Linked DNA regions of Homo sapiens: region 2 is linked to region 1. A link is a loop called in an ENCODE intact Hi-C map of the cell type or tissue named here. Cell type or tissue: CD4-positive, alpha-beta T cell. All regions are shown on one strand. Links, peaks and the distances in the headings refer to the core of each region. The heading gives the core; the rest is flanking DNA. Region 1 overlaps BRD10 (bromodomain containing 10). Region 2 has its middle 21 kb from the start of MLANA.

Evidence for each region. Peaks named below come from ENCODE experiments on the same cell type or tissue, not always from the same donor. Only the 100,000 strongest peaks of a DNase experiment are listed, where the experiment ranks them.
Region 2: a loop joins it to region 1, with 1.9 times the contacts of the local background. A loop is called at or near these places in 2 of 110 quality-filtered maps.

The regions. Positions count from the first base shown.
Region 1 is chr9:5,919,088-5,929,266 of GRCh38, forward strand. BRD10 (bromodomain containing 10) reads right to left here. Exons shown (of 8, transcript NM_001017969.3): 6 at 9,957-10,072; 7 at 5,571-5,758; 8 at 1-4,222. The coding sequence ends at 597. Among named protein-coding and RNA genes, the nearest start is that of MLANA, 33 kb to the left of the region's middle. In CD4-positive, alpha-beta T cell, for the core only: no CTCF peak of the experiment used is centred there; no DNase peak of the experiment used is centred there.
Region 2 is chr9:5,864,654-5,874,832 of GRCh38, forward strand. It overlaps a transcript of ERMP1 not described here. Among named protein-coding and RNA genes, the nearest start is that of MLANA, 21 kb to the right of the region's middle. In CD4-positive, alpha-beta T cell, for the core only: no CTCF peak of the experiment used is centred there; a DNase peak (open chromatin) is centred at 5,278.

The DNA of each region.
Region 1 (10,179 bases), core at 1,482-9,481:
TTACTAAAATACTTAAAAAACTATACATTATGTAAACAAAACATAAATAAGACAGCATAGTTCTTTGTACATATATTTAGTACAGGTTGTTAGGGATTCTGGAATATGTACAATTTTACATCATGGACTGCATTTTTCACAATGCATAAATATATATATGTATTTTTTTTTTTACAGAAACAAAAATAAGATTTCACTAATGACACTGAATACCATATCATAGATATGCTGCAACAGTCCAAATTCAAGAAGAAACATGTCAATGTAAATGTGCAAAAGGCTAGCTTACTCTAAACTATTCAAACTTTGTTCACTTTATGTTCTACAGACAGGTAAATCCTGACTTTAAACACAGAACCTTGAAACCCTCCTCAGAACAGTAAGTGAAATGGAACAGATCTTTCCCTCCCCAAGAAAACAAAGCCTTGTTGCAAGCTAATGAAAAGATACATTAAAACACACACACACACACACACACACACACACACACACACACAATGTATAGTATGCTTTCAACAGTATAATAAACATTGAAAATTTTTATGGGAGTCAAAACAATGCCCCATTATTTAAAAACTGGCTCTTTTAGTCTAAATTCAAGATGCAGCTCTGTCAGGCTTCTCTAAGCCCGACGACTGAAAAGCAGGGAAGACAGACGCAGGACTTCGACTGGCAGATACAACAATCTGAGAGAGAGATGGAGAGAGTGAAGAAACCTTAGATGCTGGAGTATTTATGGTATTCAAAATGGCTCCTTCTGGGCTAACCAACAATTTTTTGACAGGTGGGTCCAAATGAAACACTGAAGTGCTACTTGGCAGTGGAGGATTACTGGGGCAAATGGCAGAAACCAAAGATGTCTTAGCCAAAAGAGTAGCTGGAGACTTAATTACTGAAGTCAGTGATACTGTTGGTACAGGAGGTGGAACAGGAACCTTAGCAGTTGTGTTTATGAGTTGTGGTGATGTATGTACTGTGGGTATAGAACTTGCATTCCCAAAAGAGTTTATAAATTTTGTAGGGCTTCTTAGAGGATGTTGTAGAGGTTGGCCACTTAAGGAATTATTTGATGCTAGTGTGATCTTCTGGGCAGAGTTATCTATTGGTGTAGATTGAATGCCTTGGCCACTGTTAAGAACTAAGGGGGCTCCATATTTTGGATTAGTAGATATAAGGAGAACATGGCTGCCAGCTCCAAGACCTTGTGGTGGAACAATAAACCGGGTTCCGTTAATCATAATCTGAGTACCAGGTGCCAAAGGTGTACTGGTATTGATGACTATTTTTTGCTGAATACAAGGTTCACTGAACTGACTCCCGACTAGACTAGTTACATTGGATGGTGCCGAAGCCGTGTGAATGGTAGTGCCACCTGGAGCAGAACTGTAACTGGGGGTTTTTACTAAAGCTTGCTGATTTGGCAGAGAAGCAAAATTGGACGTATTAGTTATTTTACCTGGACTTGTTGAAAGGGACGACAATTCAGTTTGAGGTTTATTTGTGTTTACATTTGTTGGCACTGTAGTTGAAATCCCTGGTGAATGGAACTGGAGTGAAGTCCGAGATTGTCTTTTAGAAATAGATACAGAACGTGTGGCTCCTGGTACTGCTGCCGAATGTGGAACTGTGTTTATTATTTTAGGGGATGTAGTCGCAGGTGTAGGTAAGGCAACCGTAACAGGAATTTGCAAAGCTGATGTTAAACATTTAGGAGACACTACTGGTTGTGTAGTTGAAATCAGAACAGATGATGCAAGGTGTCCTGTTTTCACAGTTGATATAGCCACAGTGTTTCCGAGACTTGATGAGCAAAGTCTATTTGACAAAATAGGCATAATTCTTGAAGAGGTATCATTTCCACTGACTAAAACAGGAGGTTGTGCCCCAGCTGAAGCAGAGGCTGAGGTCACTGGAAAGGAACCCAAAGATAAATTTGCTCCGGTAACTGAAAGCACATTTACTGCTCTTGCTGAAGAAACCACTGATTCATTAACAGGGGTAATATTCTGACTCACAAAATTTGAGCTTACTGGAACTGAATTACCACTTGTTGACAATGGCAAAATATAGCCCTTGCTACTTTTGTCTTCTCCTTTTGGGGTTACATTTTGTAATATGTTAATTGATGGTATAGCTGGCACAGTGCCTGAAGTATTTACAATTGCTTGACCTATGTTTAGTCCAATTTTCACATCCTTTATCTGAGACACAGCTGGTGATGAATTTATTTTTATTGGTGTGCCCACTGTAGACGGAATCAGTACTATTTGGGGTTGCTCTGGAGTCTTAACATATGCTTTATGCAATGGAGGAGGAAGAGTTTGTTTTAATGATTCTGCAACAAGAGTTGGGGTTGATGTACCACTAGGAACTGGGGCATTAATAAAAACTAATTTCTGGGCAGAAACACCTGTAGATGTCAGCGCAGGTGTCATATTAATTGCAGTTCCATTGCCAGAAGAAAGAATAGATGGAGCTGATACCAGCATAAGTTTCTGAACTGGAGTCCCACTGATTACATCTCCATTTGTTGCTGCTGTTGCTTCTGACCTTGTAACAGGGTAACTTTTTGTGATATAATCTACTTGTTGCTGTTTAGTTGGAGTATGAATAATATTTGCATTGTTTTGTCCAAAATTTGCTGCTGATATGCTAATTACACTTACCGAACTACTTGTTGTTGATGGTAGTAGAGTACTAGAACAAATAGAGGACTTCAAGGGAGAAGAGGGCATGTGTGAAGTTTTATCTATCACGTGGCCCAAATCACCACTGCCAGTGGTGTGGCCTAATGTAAGTTTGAGATTTTTCCCCATGGATGGGGCAAAGCTAGCTGGAATGGAAACAGAAGTTGGTGTTTGGCTAAAAGGTGAAAGACTAGATGTAGTAGTTGTTCCAGCTACAGGTGAAAAAGCAGAGGAAGAAGTTGTTGATTTTGGCACCAGAAATGCCTGCAGCTGAGGAGCAAAAGTGAAAACTGAACTTGAAGATACAGTATTGGGTGAATTTTGATCTGGGTTGGTCTGTACTTTTACAACTCCAGTGTTCCCACCTCGTGTCCTAACAAGAATTGACTGTGAATCTCTTATGCACACAGTTTTCAGCTCTTGCTTTGCTTCAGAAGAATCAGCAGTCTGTTGTGCAAAACAGTTGAAGGAACTACCAGGATTTGTAGACCCATTTAGTGTTGTTGTTGATGACAGAGGCTGACCTGTGGAGGAAATGGTCGGTGAAGCACTGGGCAAGGAGAATGTGGCTGCTGAAACTGCATTCTTGGCTTTTCCTGCCTCACTCTGGCTAGTCTTAACTGATGGTGTTAATAAGTTACTTACAGAGGTTACAGGCGACAAAGGCTGTGGTCTAGCACTACTTATATTTGATAAAGGTGTAATTGTTTTGTTGAAAGCTGTATTTGGTAGTTGGGTAGAAACAGTTCCTGGTGAGTTGACAAAAACTGATGCTAAAGAAGAATTTATATTTGTTGTCTGTGGGAAAGATGAACAATGTTGTTCTGTACCTTTCTGTTGAAGTGGTGGCACTTCTTTTGCAACTGCTTTTCCTTCTTTATGCTGAATCACAAAATTCTTAGGCAGAATAAGAACTTGCTGCATGATTTTTTCTCCTGTTTTAGGATCCACCATAGGCTGCACCTGAATCTTTACAGAGCTATTTTGAAGATCTATTGGCAACCACTGGCCACAGGGCATTTTGTATACCATTTGTAAAGGACCTTTTGTATTGGTGTGGCAGGTCAATGCTGGCTTTATCGGGCTTGCTTCCGGAGGAGATAAAACTGGTTTTTCCACAGCAAGAGCATTTCTACCTGTGGAAGGAGGCAGTTGATTTGTTAAGGTCACTTTATTCCCAATATTCTTTGCAAGCAAAGCCTGAATGGGTTTGGTCCCTTTCTGGAGAGTAGACACTGGTACTGAATCCAATGAGGCAAATGACTCTGGAAATGATGGCTCTGTATGCTTTGATTCACTGAAACAGTCAATCTGCACATCACTTTCTAGATTCTCAACTGTTGTCTCATTTGTGCTTAACTTTGCCTTCTTCCTTGGAGAAAGCTCTTTTGTGCTGTCATCCACATAATCAGTTTGTTTGGACTGTCGTTTAAGTGTTTTAAGCAGTGTCTTCGGTAAGTCTTTTGAAGGCAATTCCTTTTTCAACAGCTTGCTTCTAGCCATAGGAAAATCTATTTCTGACAACTTCATATCATCTGAAAATTATAAAAACGGGCATTTTGTTTATATAAAACAGCAACTAAATAGTAATAACATCAACTGTAAAAAAGAAAGTCAATCTTTGAGCTGGCAGTGTATTAAGAAATCTACTGCAGGGTGATTCAAAAGCCTTAGCACCACTGATGAAGACAAAGGTAAGGTCATCTTTGACATGATAATCTAGATATCATAACCATGCCCAAGAAAAACCTATTATTGAGAAAATTTTTTTGGTCAAAATTTTTGGTCAAGAATTCTGCTAATTCTTCTGCCAGTGTAAGTGCAAAAAACTGTTTCATTAGAAATACCCAAATAAACAATCAGGGCTCAGAATTTAATTTGCAAAGGAATCTAGTTCTCTTTTTCTAGCTAGGAACATTTTGATACCATAGAGAGATGGTTCTCCAATCTATTCTATTTCTAGAGACTCTAAAGGACAAAAAATATCCAGCTTTTACTGATGTTCATCCTTATAGTGAAAAAATTTATGTTCATATTCGGTCAAACTAGGTTTATAAGACATTACTCTTAATTTGCCAAAGATGGAAAACAATAAGTTAATGCATTTCTAACCACTCTGTTGCCCATATTAACCTCTACATAACCAAAGAAAGTCATTAAACTAGATTTACATAACGTAATCTGATAAACTGAAATGAATTACAGGTAATCTAATCCAGCCCTTTATCCTTATTAAAATGATGTGTTCATTCTGGTCTCATTAGGCCATCAACCATGGTAATTCCTGAAAAAATAATCTTCACAATATTAAGAACTTGTCAAATTCTATTTCTAAAGTAAATTTCAGATACAGTGCTTCAAAAATACTAATAATAAAAAGAAGAGCATGAACCAATTTCAAAGGGATTACAGATCAAGGGTGTGTGGTTTGTAATGGGCAATGACAGGCCTACAGTTTGCAGTCAATTACTGGCTCCTGAAACTCCTAGAAATGTAATAATGACTCCAAGAAACTTTTTTTTTTTTTTGAGACAGCATTTTGCTCTGTTGCCCAGTCTAGAAAGCAGTGGACAGCTCACTGTAACCTTAAATTCCTGGCCTCAAGTGATACTCCTATCTCGACCTCTTGAATAGCTGGGACTACAGGGATGCAACCACCATGCCTGGCTAATTTTTATTTATTTTTTTGTTGAGATGGGGTCTCGCTATGTTGCCTAGGCTAGTAGAAACTTCTTATAAGGATGTGGACACTACTTCTTCAAAACATAACAGATTTCCCTAATCAATATATTTCATTGACCATATTATCTTTTGCCTTCACAGCAAACAAAAACTTCTCTTTGTGCCTTCAGTGTTGACTTAAAAAAAAAGTTTAATGCTTACCTGAATCAAAGTGATCTTTCTCCAGGATATCCAGAGGTTCTGTTGAGTCTATAGACTTACTGATTTCTCCCTTAGGAGAGTCTTTTCCAAGATCTCCTTCACCTTCATCAGTGGTCCATAGTTCTCTATTAAATGTATCATGATCAGGTTGTCTTCTGAAATCATCATAGTCTTTCTTCAGGCGGCTCCTGAAATAAAATGCCCAACATAATAAATAATACATATGATTTAAATTCTTGGAATCTAAACTAACTTTTAACATTTTAAACTACATATGGAAATATTTTTTATTAAGTCACTAGAAATGCTTTAATCTTAAGTGTGTCTAAGATGCTTAGTTCAGTCTTGCCAATGCTCAGGAAGACAGAACCTATGGTATAGGCATAAGAAACTTGAAACTTAAAAAATTATATGTATCTGGCCAGGCATGGTGGCTCATGCCTATAATCCCAGCACTTTGGGAGGCCGAGGTAGGCAGACCTCTTGAGCCCAGGAGTTTGAGACCAGCCTGGCCAACACGGTGAAGCCCTGTCTCTACTAAAAATACAAAAATTAGCCAGGCGTGGTGGTGGGCACCTGTAATCCCAGCTATTCGGGAGGCTGAGGGACGAGAACTGCTTGAACCCAGGAGGTGGAGGTTGCAGTGAGCCAAGATCATGCCACTGCAGTCCAGCCTGGGCGACAGAGCGAGACTCCATCTCAAAAAAAAAAAAAAAGAAAGAAAAGAAAAAAAATTATATATATCTGCAAATTTCAGAATAAAGATTTGAACATACCATCTGATCATCTTTATAAAGGTTGCTGTTAGACCAATTAAATGAGACAACTAATTTTTTTTCTAGCTGCACTGACAGATTAGAGTCTTAAAATTACTGACTATAACACATCTTAAAAGGTCATTTAAAAAAAGTTTAAGCCAGAAATTCTAAGCACCAGTATCTATTTTTGTGACTATCATACAGAGAGTAACAAATCTATCACTTAATCCTGGGAGTAATTGTATCTAAACCTTTCAATCTTAATAGAAATATTTTAAAAAATTATGCCTAGGAAAACAAAGCTGAAAAGTAATCTTTCACAGAGATCTTTTTCATATAAAAACATAATAGCTTTATTTCTGAGAAACTAGAGATGGAAACATGGTATTTTAGAGATCCTTCATTATTCCTTTTGTTTTCAACTAAGTGTTCTACCTTATCCTCAACTTTTACCCTTAGTGTCGTTTATTCAAAAAATAAACATGAACATATGTTCTCCATTTCCTTCTTCCTTTCCTTTCCTCCTTCGTCTTGCTCTGTCACCCAGATTGGAGTGGAGTGGCACAATCTCGGCTCACTGCAACCTCTGCCTCCCAGGTTCAAGCAGTTCTCCTGCCTCAGCCTCCTGAGTAGCTGGGATTACAGACACGCGCCACCACAACTGGCTAATTTCTGTATTTTTAGTAGAGACGGGGTTTCACCATGTTGGCCAAGCTGGTCTCAAATTCCTGACCTCGTGATCTGCCCACCTTGGCCTCCTAAAGTGCTGGGATTACAGGCGTGAATCACTGCGCCTGGCCATGTTCTCCAATTTATTTTTGCTATACATTCTTATTTGTGCACATTAGATTTTAAGTCCTACCTCTGTCACTTACCAGTTGTAAGACTTTCAATTTTAACTTAGTTTTTTGAGACAGGGTCTCGCTTTGTCGCCAGGCTGGAGTACAAGTGGCACAATCTTGGCTCACTGTAACCTCCACCTCCCAGGATCAAGCAATGCACCCACCTCAGCCTCCTGAGTAGCTGGGACCACAGGCATGCACCACCATACCTGGCTAATGTTTGTATTTTTTGTACAGACACAGTTGCACCATATTGCCCAGGCTTTAAATTTTTTATTTATTTATTTTTTTTGAGACGGAGTCTCACTCTGTTGCCCAGGCCAGAGTGCAGTGGCGCGATCACAGCTCACTGCAAGCTCCGCCTCCTGGGTTCATGCCATTCTCCTGCTTCAGCCTCCTGAGTAGCTGGGACTACAGGTGCCCGCCACCACACCCGGCTAATTTTTTGTGTTTTTAGTAGAGACGGGGTTTCATCATGTTAGCCAGGATGGTCTTGATCTCCTGACCTCGTGATCTGCCTGCCTCGGCCTCCCAAAGTGGCTTTTAATTTTTAAAACATTAAAATTCCTTAATTTCCAAAACATTAAAATTCCTTAATTTTCTAAGCATCAGTTTACTTATTACAAATGAGAATAATAATAGTACTTACCTCTCAGTACGTGTGGCACATAAATATTCAACAAATGTTAGTTAATAATTGCTTTCAGTTTATGTAGGTTTTCAATTATTGTTAAGGGTTTTATGGAAGCACATGAGGGCTGTGAAAGGTATTAGAATGGGTTACCAAATGATAATCATAAAATGAATTTCCCTTTCAATCTATAAGATTGGAATGAAAAAATATCTATGTGGGGATAGTATAAAGTTCTCCTCCCTTCTCACTCTCAGTAACCTTCTCGGTCTCAGTTAATGGCTTTACTTCTTATTTCAAGAAAAATGGAGGCAATCAGAAGAGAACTTTCACATGCTCACACCTCATCTGCAACTCACCTTAATGTATATTCCTATTCTCCATCTCCCTACCTAAGCTAACACCTCCATTTAAATGCATCCTCTTACCTAATCAAGGATAACACTCTACCAAATGTCCCTTCCTTTACCTGAATCCATTTTTTGTCTACTAAATCATTTCCATCAGTACACAAACATGTTATTCTATCACACAAACGACAACAACAAAACACACTCTCTTAACCTCTTTTCCTTCCAGATACTGCTCCATTTCTCTATTCCACCTTATAGCAAAACTCCATGAAAGAGGACTCTTCCATTTCTCTCCCCTAATTCTCCTGAATAGACTTCTAAGACTTTTATCCACTCTTCTACTACCACAGCTCACCAAGGTCATTAATATGATCCTCATGTTGCCAAATTAAATAATAAATTCTTATTTCTCATTTCCTCAACCCATCATGAGCAGCCCTCCTTTATGAAACATTTTCTTTACCTGGTTTCCAAAACACTTCTCTTCCTTGACTATCTTCCTGTTTTACTGAGCACTCCTTCAAAGTCTCTTCTACTGAGTCCTACTCATCTTGGCCACTTCTACATGCTGGAAGGTCTAATGCTCGCTTTTCTTTTCTTCTCTATCTATGCTCATATACTAAGTGATTTCTACCAGCCTTATGTCTTTAAATACAATCAAGATGCTGACAGCTCCCAAATTTGTACCTCCAGACTCCCTTGAACTCAGACTCCTATACTGAACTGCTTATTCAATAACACCAATTATATGTCTAAAGAGCATATCAAAGTTAACATGTTCAAATCCAACTCTTCAATCCCCTCTACCTCTCAAATTTGCTACTCCTTGAGTTTCCCCTATCTCAGTTAATGGCAATTCCATTATTCCAGTTGTTTAGACCAAAAATAGTGGGTATCATCTTTTTCATTCCTCACTTTCTCTCATACTCCACATATCCAATCCTTAAGCAAATTCTACCAATCCTACTTTCAAGGTATATCCAGAATCCAGCCACTCCTTGGTATCTGCACTGCTACTATCCTAGTCCAAGCCTCTACCATTTTTCTCCTGGATTACTGCTATAGTATACTGGTTTCCCTGCTTTCATCTTTGTCCTATTACATTTATCTCCACCCAACAGAGTGATTGCTTTAAAACATAAATCAAATCATGTCCCTTCCCTGCTTAAAACCCTTCAATGGCTTCTCACCTAACTCAGTGTAAAAACTCCAATTCTTAAAGATCTACATGATCTGGCTTCCTTCCTCCTTACCTCTCTGACTCTTGCCTGTTACCACATTTCTCTTCACTCGCTCTGCTCTGGTTACACTTGCCTCTTTGCATCTCCACTAAACGCCAAACATGCTATCAACTCTAGGGCTTTAGTACCTTCTATTCCCTCTGCTTTCCCCTCAGAAATCCACAGAGCTCCCTTCCTCATTTCTTTAAGGTCTCTGTTCAAACACCAACTCATCAGGGAAGCTTTCCCTGACACCTGATCAAAGAGTAACCTTCACCCTGCCCAAATCAGCCATTTCTTAACCCCCTTACCTTGCTTTATTTTTCTTCACAGCACTTTTTTTTGCCATCTGACATTTGAGTGTGTTTTTTTCCATGAGAATGTAAGTCACAGAGTGGAGACTTTGTTTAGTCAACAATATTTTCTCAGGGCTTAGAAAGAGCCTTGCACACAGTGGGCAGTCAAAAATATCTGCCGAATTACAAATGACTGGAAAACTACTAAATGATTCCAGGACATCATCCAAAAATCGTAAATTAAGGACCATAAAATAAGTAAAACAGATTATAACATTAAAATTACCTGTTTCTTTGGAAAGCCTTCATTAACTTTGGTTCCCATGGCAGCAATTCATTTAAAAGACGTATCAATGTACTATGTAATTCTTTTACAGCTTGCCTCCGATGATACCATTTTCCCTAAAAATAATGTTTAAAGTAAATCCCTTAGATTTATTCTAAAAGTAAATGTCAAAACTTATTTTCTGAGTAAAATACAAAAACACCAATACTCCATAAAAACGTAT
Region 2 (10,179 bases), core at 1,448-9,447, 54 kb before region 1:
TCCGCAAGAATTCTGGCACCTTCCTTACCAGGATGTAGGCAGGCCTGGAGAAGAAGAGGCTGATCACTGGACAGGAGGCTTGTATTTCAGCATTAACCCCTGTATTCCCTGAGGCTCCATTCTGAACTTTAGTTAGGAGGTGTCTTGCAGAGTTCTTTGCAACTATTGGTGCCTAATGTGTGTGGATGGTGAGTTCCAGTGTGGTGGCATGATATTAAAATAAATGAACTAACACCTTTTCTGCAAGATAACAGGCTGCTTCAGATATAACATGAGATCCTAACTTGTGACTCAACAATATTTCTTTGGAGAGTTGTTTCATGGAAAAAAAAATCACTGAAGGAAAAATCCTGTATTTATGAAGATGTTTTTTGCAACACAATTGGCCAAACATTTAGAAATGCGGTAGTAAATTATGGTACAATTGCTAGATTAAAAATTACACAATCATTAAAAATGATCATCAGGACATAGGAAAATGTTCCTTTATATAAAATAAATGAAAAATTTATACATATACATATGTATATATAAAAAATTATGCCCAATCATACTTTAAAATTTATATGTAGGCTGGGCGCAGTGGCTTACGCCTGTAATCCCAGCACTTTGGGAGGCCAAGGCGGGTGGATCACGAGGTCAGGAGATAGAGACCATCCTGGATTAACACGGTGAAACCCCGTCTCTACTAACAATACAAAAAAATTAGCTGAGCGCGGTGGCAGGCGCCTGTAGTCCCAGCTACTTGGGAGGCTGAGGCAGGAGAATGGCGTGAGCCCGGGAGGCGGAGCTTGCAGTGAGCCGAGATCGCGCCACTGTGCTCCAGCCTGGGCGACAGAGCAAGACTCCATCTCAAAAAATAATAATAATAATAATAATAATAATAATTTATATGCAGGCCGGGCGCAGTGGCTCACGCCTGTAATCCCAACACTTTCGCAGGCCGAGGCAAGCGGATCACCTGAGGTCAGGAGTTTGAGACCAGCCTGGCCAACAGGTCTCTACTAAAACCTGGTCTCTACTAAAATACAAAAATTAGCTGGGCGTGGTGGTGCACGCCTGTAATCCCAGCTACTCGGGAGGCTGAGGCATGAGAATCGCTGGAAACTGGGAGGAGGAGGTTGCAGTGAGCCAAGATCGTGCCACTGTACTCCAGCCCGGGCAACAGAGTGAGGCTCTGTCTCAAAAAAAAAAAAAAAAAAAATGATAATATAAGTAAATAAATAAATAAAAAATATATAAAATGAGTTCAGAAGAAAATACAGCTAAAAGTTAGCAGGGTTTATATCTGGGTTCTGACATTAATAGTAATTTAAATTTTCTTCCTCATTCTTTTTGCATTTTCCAAGTTTTTGGCAGTAAGTGTGTTACTTTTAATAATAATTTTTTAATCAAATAATTGTGAACACTTTATCATTATGTGATTGTTGTACGGTAGAATATAAATGAATAAAAGCAGATTTTAAACACGTAGGTGTGCTATTACACATAATACACTTCCATTTTGGGGGGTAAATTGCAGATGAGCCCCTCTCTTACACCAGTTTCCATTGGTGTTGGGACTATATTGTTTGTAGAACTATTACTAGTTACCTCTTTGATTTCTAGATCGAACAGGATATATTGTTTGGATAATATTTCTTCTGTTTCGGGGAACAGAACCAATATTATCCAAACAACATACCCAAACCATAGGATCCAACAATAGTGGGGAGAGGATAAGTAGGCAGAGGATTGTTGGATCCTACTGTTTGGATATATACAAACAGAGCTGCTCCTCCACACAGCCTGGGGGCTGTGCGAGAATGCTATTAATATGCAGACTATGACAAACAGCCCAGAATTGGTAGCTCACTTGATGCTTTTGAAATCACTTGTACACAGATTATCTCACCTCCCTCTCAACCACTCCAAAAGACTGATTTAGGTCAAGAACAGATGAACTTGTAATTTCATAGAACTGGAGGCATGGGAAACTAAGGAAACCTGTAATCAAATTTGAACAGAAGGTCTTCAAACCCAAAGTACTTGATTTGAATTAATAGTATTATAAAAGTTTTTTCAAAAATCTGAGTGGCGATGAGAGGGTCAGATGATGACCCAGCTGTGGGAAGAGAGGGTGGGGATGGGCAAAGAGCAAGGTATGTATATTAGTGCTGTGCTTCCTGTTCCTTTTCTATTCGTGAGCCCTCAGGCAAGTTACACAAGCTCCCTGAGCCTCATTGGCCTCATCTGTAAAATGGGACTGGTAATAAGAATGGGTTGTTTGAGGCCAGGCACAGTGGCTCATGCCTATAATCCCAGCACTTTGGGAGGCTGAGGCAGAAGGATTGCTTGAACCCAGGAGTTTGAGCAACATGGTGAGACCCCATCTCTACAAGAAAATTTAAAAATTACCTGAGCATGCTGGCGCACACCTATAGTCCTGGCTACTTGGCAGGCTGACACAGGAGGATCACTTGAGCCGAGGAGGTCAAGGCTGCAGTAGGCCATGATTACACCACTACGCTCCAGCCTGGGCAACAGAGCAAGACTCTGTCTTGGAAAAACGGGGGAGTGGGGGGGTCTTGTTTGAAAACCAAATGAGTTAATTTGTATGTATAACATGTGCAGAGTATGCTCATTAAATGAGTATTATATTTCTTATTTTCTGAAAAACCAGGAAAACAGTACTTTCTTATTTCTTCTTCAGAAGATGGGGCCAAGAGGGTGGGGAAGCCCACAGCCATTGCCTTGTCTTAGTAGGTCTAGGAGGCAGGGGGAGGCCTCTGCCATCCTTGCATGGTTGGGAAGAAGTAGAATTATACAGCAGTGACCCCAAAGGCCGACCTTGAGCAGCTAGAGGATAGGGGAGGTGGGCATCACTCACTTTGCAGTTTTGCCAGCGTGTCACTGTGGCTGACTGACCACCTCTGGCCAAGTTTGAAATAAAGACAGGGTGAGCTGAAATTCACATGACTGAGAGGCAGTGGAGCAGAGTGGTTCATGGTCTAGATTTCAGAGCCAGTTCAGCTGGGTTGGAATCCCTGTCTCTCCACATCCCGGCTGTGGCACCTGGCCGTGTTACTGAGTCCCCCTTTGCCTAAGTTTCCTCATCTGATGAAAAAGGAATGATGATGATGATGATGATGATGATAACAGTACCAACCTCTCAGTCTTGTTTTGAAGATTAAAGGAGTCCATTTGTATGAAGTGTTTAGAACTGCATCTGGCATGTGGCAGGGGTTTGCTCTTATTATTAGGCACACACTATGGAATGAATAGGAGAGACAATTTAGGTCAGAAAAGGTATCTGAGATATTGTTTCCCTGGATCACAGTTTACACTTGTAGACAGGTGGCAGAGAGCTTCAGAAAGGCTTGTTCAAGCTCAGATAGTCAGATGGCAGGAGGGAGGCCAAGAACCTTGGCTCCTCAACCCTTGGTCTCTGTGCTCCCTATGTAGCCACACTTGTGAATCCAGGCAAAGTTGTGTCATGAATATGAGACATCACCAGCTCTCTCATTGCTATGTCACCTCTGTGGGACCCCAGGAATCTATAGGCTCCCCACCTTAGCTGGAACAAAAGCTGGAATAAAGCAGGTAACAGGGTCAGCAGAGTTACCCTAAGTCGTTTGGGACTGCAGACAAGTTCACGGGAAAGGAAAGTTACTTGTTTGGTACCAAAAGCCACCAGCCAGCTAAAGAAACAACCCTGCCCTGGGGGTTAGAACGGCAGCCCCCGCTGAGGCAACTGGCCCAGCATTCCAGGGATTCAGACAACCCGAGAGCACGTACTCTGGAGGGAATATCGTGGCAGAAAACCGGGCCTCACAGTTACTGCTGGTCACATGACCCTCTGGTAAAGGCTAAGCGCAAACAGCAGAGAAGGAAATCTGATTTTTCCATAGGAAGACATGCTCTAATAAGGTTCTGATCTTTTCAATATCATTCATTACTTAATATAAAATATTATGCCAAAACATAATACCAAATAAATACCGCAGTAAACCATGCTAATCATAAACAATTAGAAAACATAGAAAACGTAATGAAGAAAGTAGAATTATCATTTTTATGTGGTTCTTTTTGGCTGTTTATGTGTATATAATATATAACTTGACACAATTTAGGTTATAAAGTACATTAAATTGTATATTCTGAATTTGGTATATTATTTCTTTTATTTATTATTTATTTATTCTTGAGACAGGGTCTCACTCTGACAGCAAGCCTGGAGTGCAGCGGTACGATCATGATTCACTGCCTTGACCTCCTGGGCTTCAGCAATCCTCCCACCTCAGCCTCCTGAGTAGCAGAGATAACAGGTGTGTGCCATCATGCTTAGCTAATTTTTGAAATTTTTTGTAGAGCTAGGATCTCACTATCTTACCCAGGCTGATCTTGAACTCCTGGGCGCAAGCACTCCTCCTGCCTTGGCCTCCCAAAGTGCTGGAATTACAAGGGTGAGCCACTGTTCCTGGCCTGCTTTTGGTATATTATAAGCATTTTTCCATGTCATTAAATATTCCTTAAAAATATTTTTAACAGCTGCAAAGCATTCTGTTGGATGGATGGACCATAATTCTTTGAAATATTATTAGGTTATTTTCAATTGTTTTTACAGCTACAGGAATGCAGCCCTAGATCACTTGTACTTCAATATGTGTGCACACCTCTGATTATGTCCTGAGGTTGAAATCCTGACATGGACTGGCTACTGAGGTTTTGCTTCTGCCCTTAGGAAGGACTTAAAGCTCCCCTTTCAGGGCCCCTTGGGAATGAGGAGGAGAAGGAGTGAAGTTAATGGAACAGATGCAAAATCATTCTCAGGACATGGTGGTAAAAGGTGAGGGTGTCAGTGATGGTAGGTTGGAAATGCTAGTGTCCACATGGGGGCCTCTCTCTCTAGCTTCCCACTTTTGGGGATTCTGTTCTCTAGCCTCCTGACCTGCCATCTTAGAAACCTGTCTCAAATGACTGTAGCAAAAGGGAGAGTCAATTGGAAGAATCCTGAAATATCTTCTGTAATCAAAAGAAGGGCATTTGACCAAACCATGGGAAGGGCAGGATACAGCTGGCCCTGGACCAACCAAATAACCCCATGGGAGGGCAGGTTCTCAAAGAATATGAAACTTCCACTTTGACCTCAAGGAGTTGGGGCAGGACAGTGCTCTCAGAAAAAGGAGATACTAGTTCCTGGAGAAAGGGAAGGCTCATGGCCTTTTGGATGTTGTTTTCTAAGAAGATGAGGTGGCAAGATGGACTTGGGGCTGCTGCCTCCCACTAGGGGCGCTACCTGCCCATGCTGTGGAAAAGTCTGGGCGTGGGAGCCTTTGTTCTGGTTTTGCTCGAGGCCTGAGGGAGGAACATTCTTTTAGATTGTCTCTCCGTTTCTTCCTGCTTTCAGGTTGGTGAGTCCTCTAGGACAAAGAGATTCAAGTATGGACCTTGGGGACAAGGGTGAAGGCAGCCAGTAGAGGGTTGCTCAGAGGTATACAATTAGCACTGTGGGCTTCCATAAGGTGCAGCCCAGCTCAACAACCTGAAGCTTTCACACAGAGATGTGGGGCCAAAACGAGTCAATAACAAATGCTGTGCTGATGCCTAGAGTGTCCCTAGTGCACATCTTTCTCCTGTACCTGTGGTAGAAGAAGGCTGGGAGTCCTAGCCAAATATCTGTCCAACTCTTCATCACTATCCAGAACAGAAGAACATGTTTAGGGCTTTTGAGACACATTGCCAAATTGCTCTGTTAAAAATGGAATATTTTGGGATCAAGCGAGAAGTCCAAACCAGGGGGCTCTTGCCAGTCCTGGGCATGTCATCCTCTCAATCAGCTTTAAGTAGCATGCCAGCATTCTGCACAGGATAGAGTTCTCCTTAGAATCAGTTGATCAGACATGACAGTCACAATCATACCACTGCTATTTGACAAAATATCGTATTGCTTTCTTCGATATAATGTTCTTATATCATTTTAAAAAACAGCTCCTGCTTTTTTTTAAGTAAAAAAAGTTGCTAGGGGAATGGAGTACTTTCAAACGTTGTTGAATTCAGAAGAGCTTCACTGGGACCCTGTTTTGCTGTGCTTTTTGTTGCCACTGAAGTTTCCTTCTTGAGCACAGGCATTAGCGTTCAGGTTGTAGGCTTTCTGCTTTCTCAGGGGTTGGTATTTCTTTGAAGACTGGCCAAACATGGATGAACACTTCATTGCAAGGACTGCCTACCATGACCTCTCTAAGCAACAACATGCTGTGATTGGCAGTGGGCCAGGAGGGCATGTGACAGGCTCACACCAGTAGCCACAGACTGGTATTAGCTGAAACGTCAAACCCTGTGTGGTTGTTGTATAGTTGCATGATTGAATCAAAGAATATTAGAGCTGGACGGACCCTTGGAGACCATAGATTTCAACCCTTTCCACCAGATCTACCCACCTTACAAATAAAGGAATTGAGACCCAGGGAGAAGAAAAGGCTTATCCATGGTTACACATAAAGAATAATCAGAATCAAGAATAAGGTGAGGCCAGGCGTGGTGGCTCACACCTGTAATCCCAGCACTTTGGGAGGCTGAGGCGAGTGGACCATCTGAGGTCAGGAGTTTGAGACAAGCCGGTCAACAAGGTGAAACCCCATCTCTACTAAAAATACAAAAATCAGCCGGGCATGATGGTGGGTGCCTATAATCCCAGCTACTTGGGAGGCTGAGGCAGGAGAATTGCTTGAACTTGGGAGGCAGAGGTTGCAGTGAGCCCAAGATCATGCCATTGCGCTCCAGCCTGGGCAATAGAGCAAGACTGTGTCTCAAAAAAAAAAAAAGAATAGGCTGGGTGTAGTGGCTCACGCCTGTAATCCCAGCACTTTGGGAGGCCAAGGCAGGCGGATCACCTGAGGTCAGGTGTTCGAGACCAGCCTGGCCAACATGGCAAAATCTCATCTCTACTAAAAGTACAAAAATTAGCTGGGCGTGGTGCCGGGTGCCTGTAGTCCCAGCTACTCAAGAGGCTGAGGCAGGAGAATTGTGCCACTGCACTCCAACCTAGGTGACAACAGCGAGACTCCGTCTCAAAAAAAGAAGAAGAAGAAGGTGAAATTTTTACAGTGTTAAAAAATAAGAACCATCAGCCTAGGATCCTGTACCGAGAAATTATCCTTCCAAAGAGCAGAAGAGGCTTCCAGTTTTCAGTCTGGCATGTAAAGGGCATGGAAGTCATCACTTCATCCTGGCAACAAGGAAAAAGCTAAACAAACTGAAAAAATAACTCGTCCTAGATCTGTCAAGGAAGTGAGGTCACAGGACAAACTGCTGCCCCCCAAATTAGAGACAGACAGGCAGATAATGAGAATCCAAACTTGCTGGAGCAGAAACTCACAAGCAGAAACCTCTGAGAGCCAGTGTCACTGCAGGAAAAACCTGCTCTATGATTAACAAACGAATGGCTGGAGGCTTGGCAATGACAAGTCTGAGAGTTAAGAGCCCCATGGACCCAGTTATAGGTAAAACACTTTTGTGAGTTTACCTTCTGGAGCTCTACCAGGTTCTCAGAGTGAAGACTGAGGGAAAAATCCCTTTATGTTCCTGGAAGAGAAAGGGAAAAGGAACCATTTTGAAATATACCAGAGCATTCTGGTCCCGTTAAGGCCTGCCCCAAGAGAAACTATTTTACCAGGATCTACCCTATTGGGGCTTAATTAGAGCTGACCTAGGGAAGGGAAATATCCAACTCTAGCCTCTTTTCCCATTCTGTCTCATGTAAGGGGTGGAGGGGAAACTGAGGAGCCCTTATAAAGTTCTCAGCCCTGATGCACAGGCTCCCTAAAAGACTGTGACCCAATCACAGGACTATAGAATGCTACCCCCACACCTCACACCACACCACTAAAGGCCTGTCTACCTAGTGCGTCATGCCTGCCTTTCAAAAAAAAATTACAAGGCATAAATTACAAGGCAAAAAGTTACAAGGCAAAAAACACTGTTCAAAGGGACAGAGCAAGCATTAAAACCAGACTCAGATGTGGCAAAAATGTTGAAATTATCAGACAACATTATTACACCAGGAACATTATCAGGCCAGGAATTTAGAACATTGTGAGGCCAGGAATTTAAAACAACTATGAAGAATATGCTAAGAGCTCGCATAAAAGTAAGTAAACAACGTGCAAGAGCAGATGGGTGCTGTAAGAAGAGAGACGGAAAATCTAAGAAAGAATAAAAAAAAAAGGCTAGGCTCAAAAACACTGCAACAGAAATGAAGAATGCCTTTGATAGGCTGGGCATGGCTGAAGAAAAATCTCTGAGTTTGAGGATTACATCCATAAAGCGCCTAAAACTGAAAAGCAAAGAGAAAAAGGATGGAAGAAGCAAAACAAAAACAAAAACCCAGGACAGAATAGTGGGACAACTACAAAACATACAATATTCATTTAATGGGAATACCAGAAGAAAAGGAAAGGAAGAAAGGAATAGAAGAAATATTTAAAACAATAATAACTGAGGCCAGGCATGGTGGCTCACGCCTGTAATCCCAGCACTTTAGGAGGTTGAGGTGGGTGGATCACTTGAGGTCAGGAGTTCAAGACCAGCCTGGCCAGCATGGCGAAACCCCATCTCTACTAAAAATACAAAAACAATTAGCTGGGCATGGTGACACACGCCTGCAATCCCAGCCACTTCGGTGGCTGAGGCACGAAAGAAAATTGCTTGAACCCGGGAGGCAGAGGTTGCAGCGAGCCGAGATCGCCACTACACTCCAGCCTGGGCAACAGAGAAAGACCCTGTTTAGAAAAACAAAACAAAAACAAAAACAAACAAACAAAAGATAATAACTGATAATTTCCCTCAAATTAATATCAGACACCAAACCACAGATCCAGGAAGCTCAGAGAACATCAAGCAAGATAAATGCCAAGAAACTCCCACATTTAGCGTATTATATTCAAACTGTAGAAATAAAAGATAAGGAAAAAATCTTGAAAGAAGCCAGAGGAGAAAACAACTTAGTACATGGAGGAGCAAAGATAAGAATTACATCTGACTTCTCTTTAGACAGCATGCAATCGGCCGGGTGTGGTGGCTCATGCCTGTATTCCCAGCACTTTGGGAGGCTGAGATGGGAGGATCACTTGAGCCAAGGAGCTTGAGACCAGCCTAGCCAACATAGTGAGACCGCGTCCCTACAAAAAATTTAAAAATTAGCTGGGCTTGGTGGTGCATACCTGTAGTCACAGCTAATCTGGAAGCTGAGGTGGGAGGATTGCTTAAACCCAAGAGTTCAAGGCTGCAGTGAGCTACGATGGTGCCACTGCACTCCAGCTTGGGTGACACAGTGAGACCCTGTCTCTAAAAAAGTTAGGAAAAAAAGAAAAGAAACCATTCAATTAAGAATAGAATGGCTTGAAACAGTGTTGAGTTGAGAGGAGGAAGAAAAAAACCCAACACCAACCTAGAAGTCTATAACCTGTGAAATTATCCTTTGAAAGTAAAAGAGAAAAAAAGACTTTTTTAGACAAACAAAAATTCAGGGAGTTTGTCACCAGCAGACCTGCCTTGCAAGAAATGTTAAAAGAAGTTCTTCTGAGAGAGGAAATGACATGGGTAAGTGTGATATTATGATAGCTATATATTGGTCTTCGTCTTGTTACAGTCTTTTGTTATAATGTTGGGACACTTTAGGTCTCCGAAGCAGGCCTCAGGAAACAGAATCTCTCTCTCTGACCTTTTCCTGCCCCTCCTTCATCCACCAGAGAGGGTCCTGTCCCCTACCCTGGAGGAAGGAATGCTACACAGACAGACCAAAAAGAATCTGGACAGGCCTTGCTGAGTTTCCCCACTCAGTCTATTCCTATGAGATCCTACCCTTTTGGTCCAATCACATTTCTACATGGTGGTCAATCATGCCTTTCCAGTGACGTCTCCATAAAAGGCCCAAGAGAAGCTGTGTGCTTAGCATGCACCTGTAATCCCAGCTACGTGGGAGCTTGGGTGGCTGAGGCAGCAGTTCAAAGCCAGCCTGGGTAACATAGCAAGACCCCCCCTCTCTAAAAAAAGCAAAAGCAAAACCAAAACAAAATGCTCAAGAGGACAAGGTTTGGGGAGCTTCCTAGTAGCTGAAGACCTGGAGATTCCTGGAGGGCAGTGCGCCCAGGGAGGGCATGGAGGGTCCATGCTCCTTTTTCCATACCTCACCCTATGCAT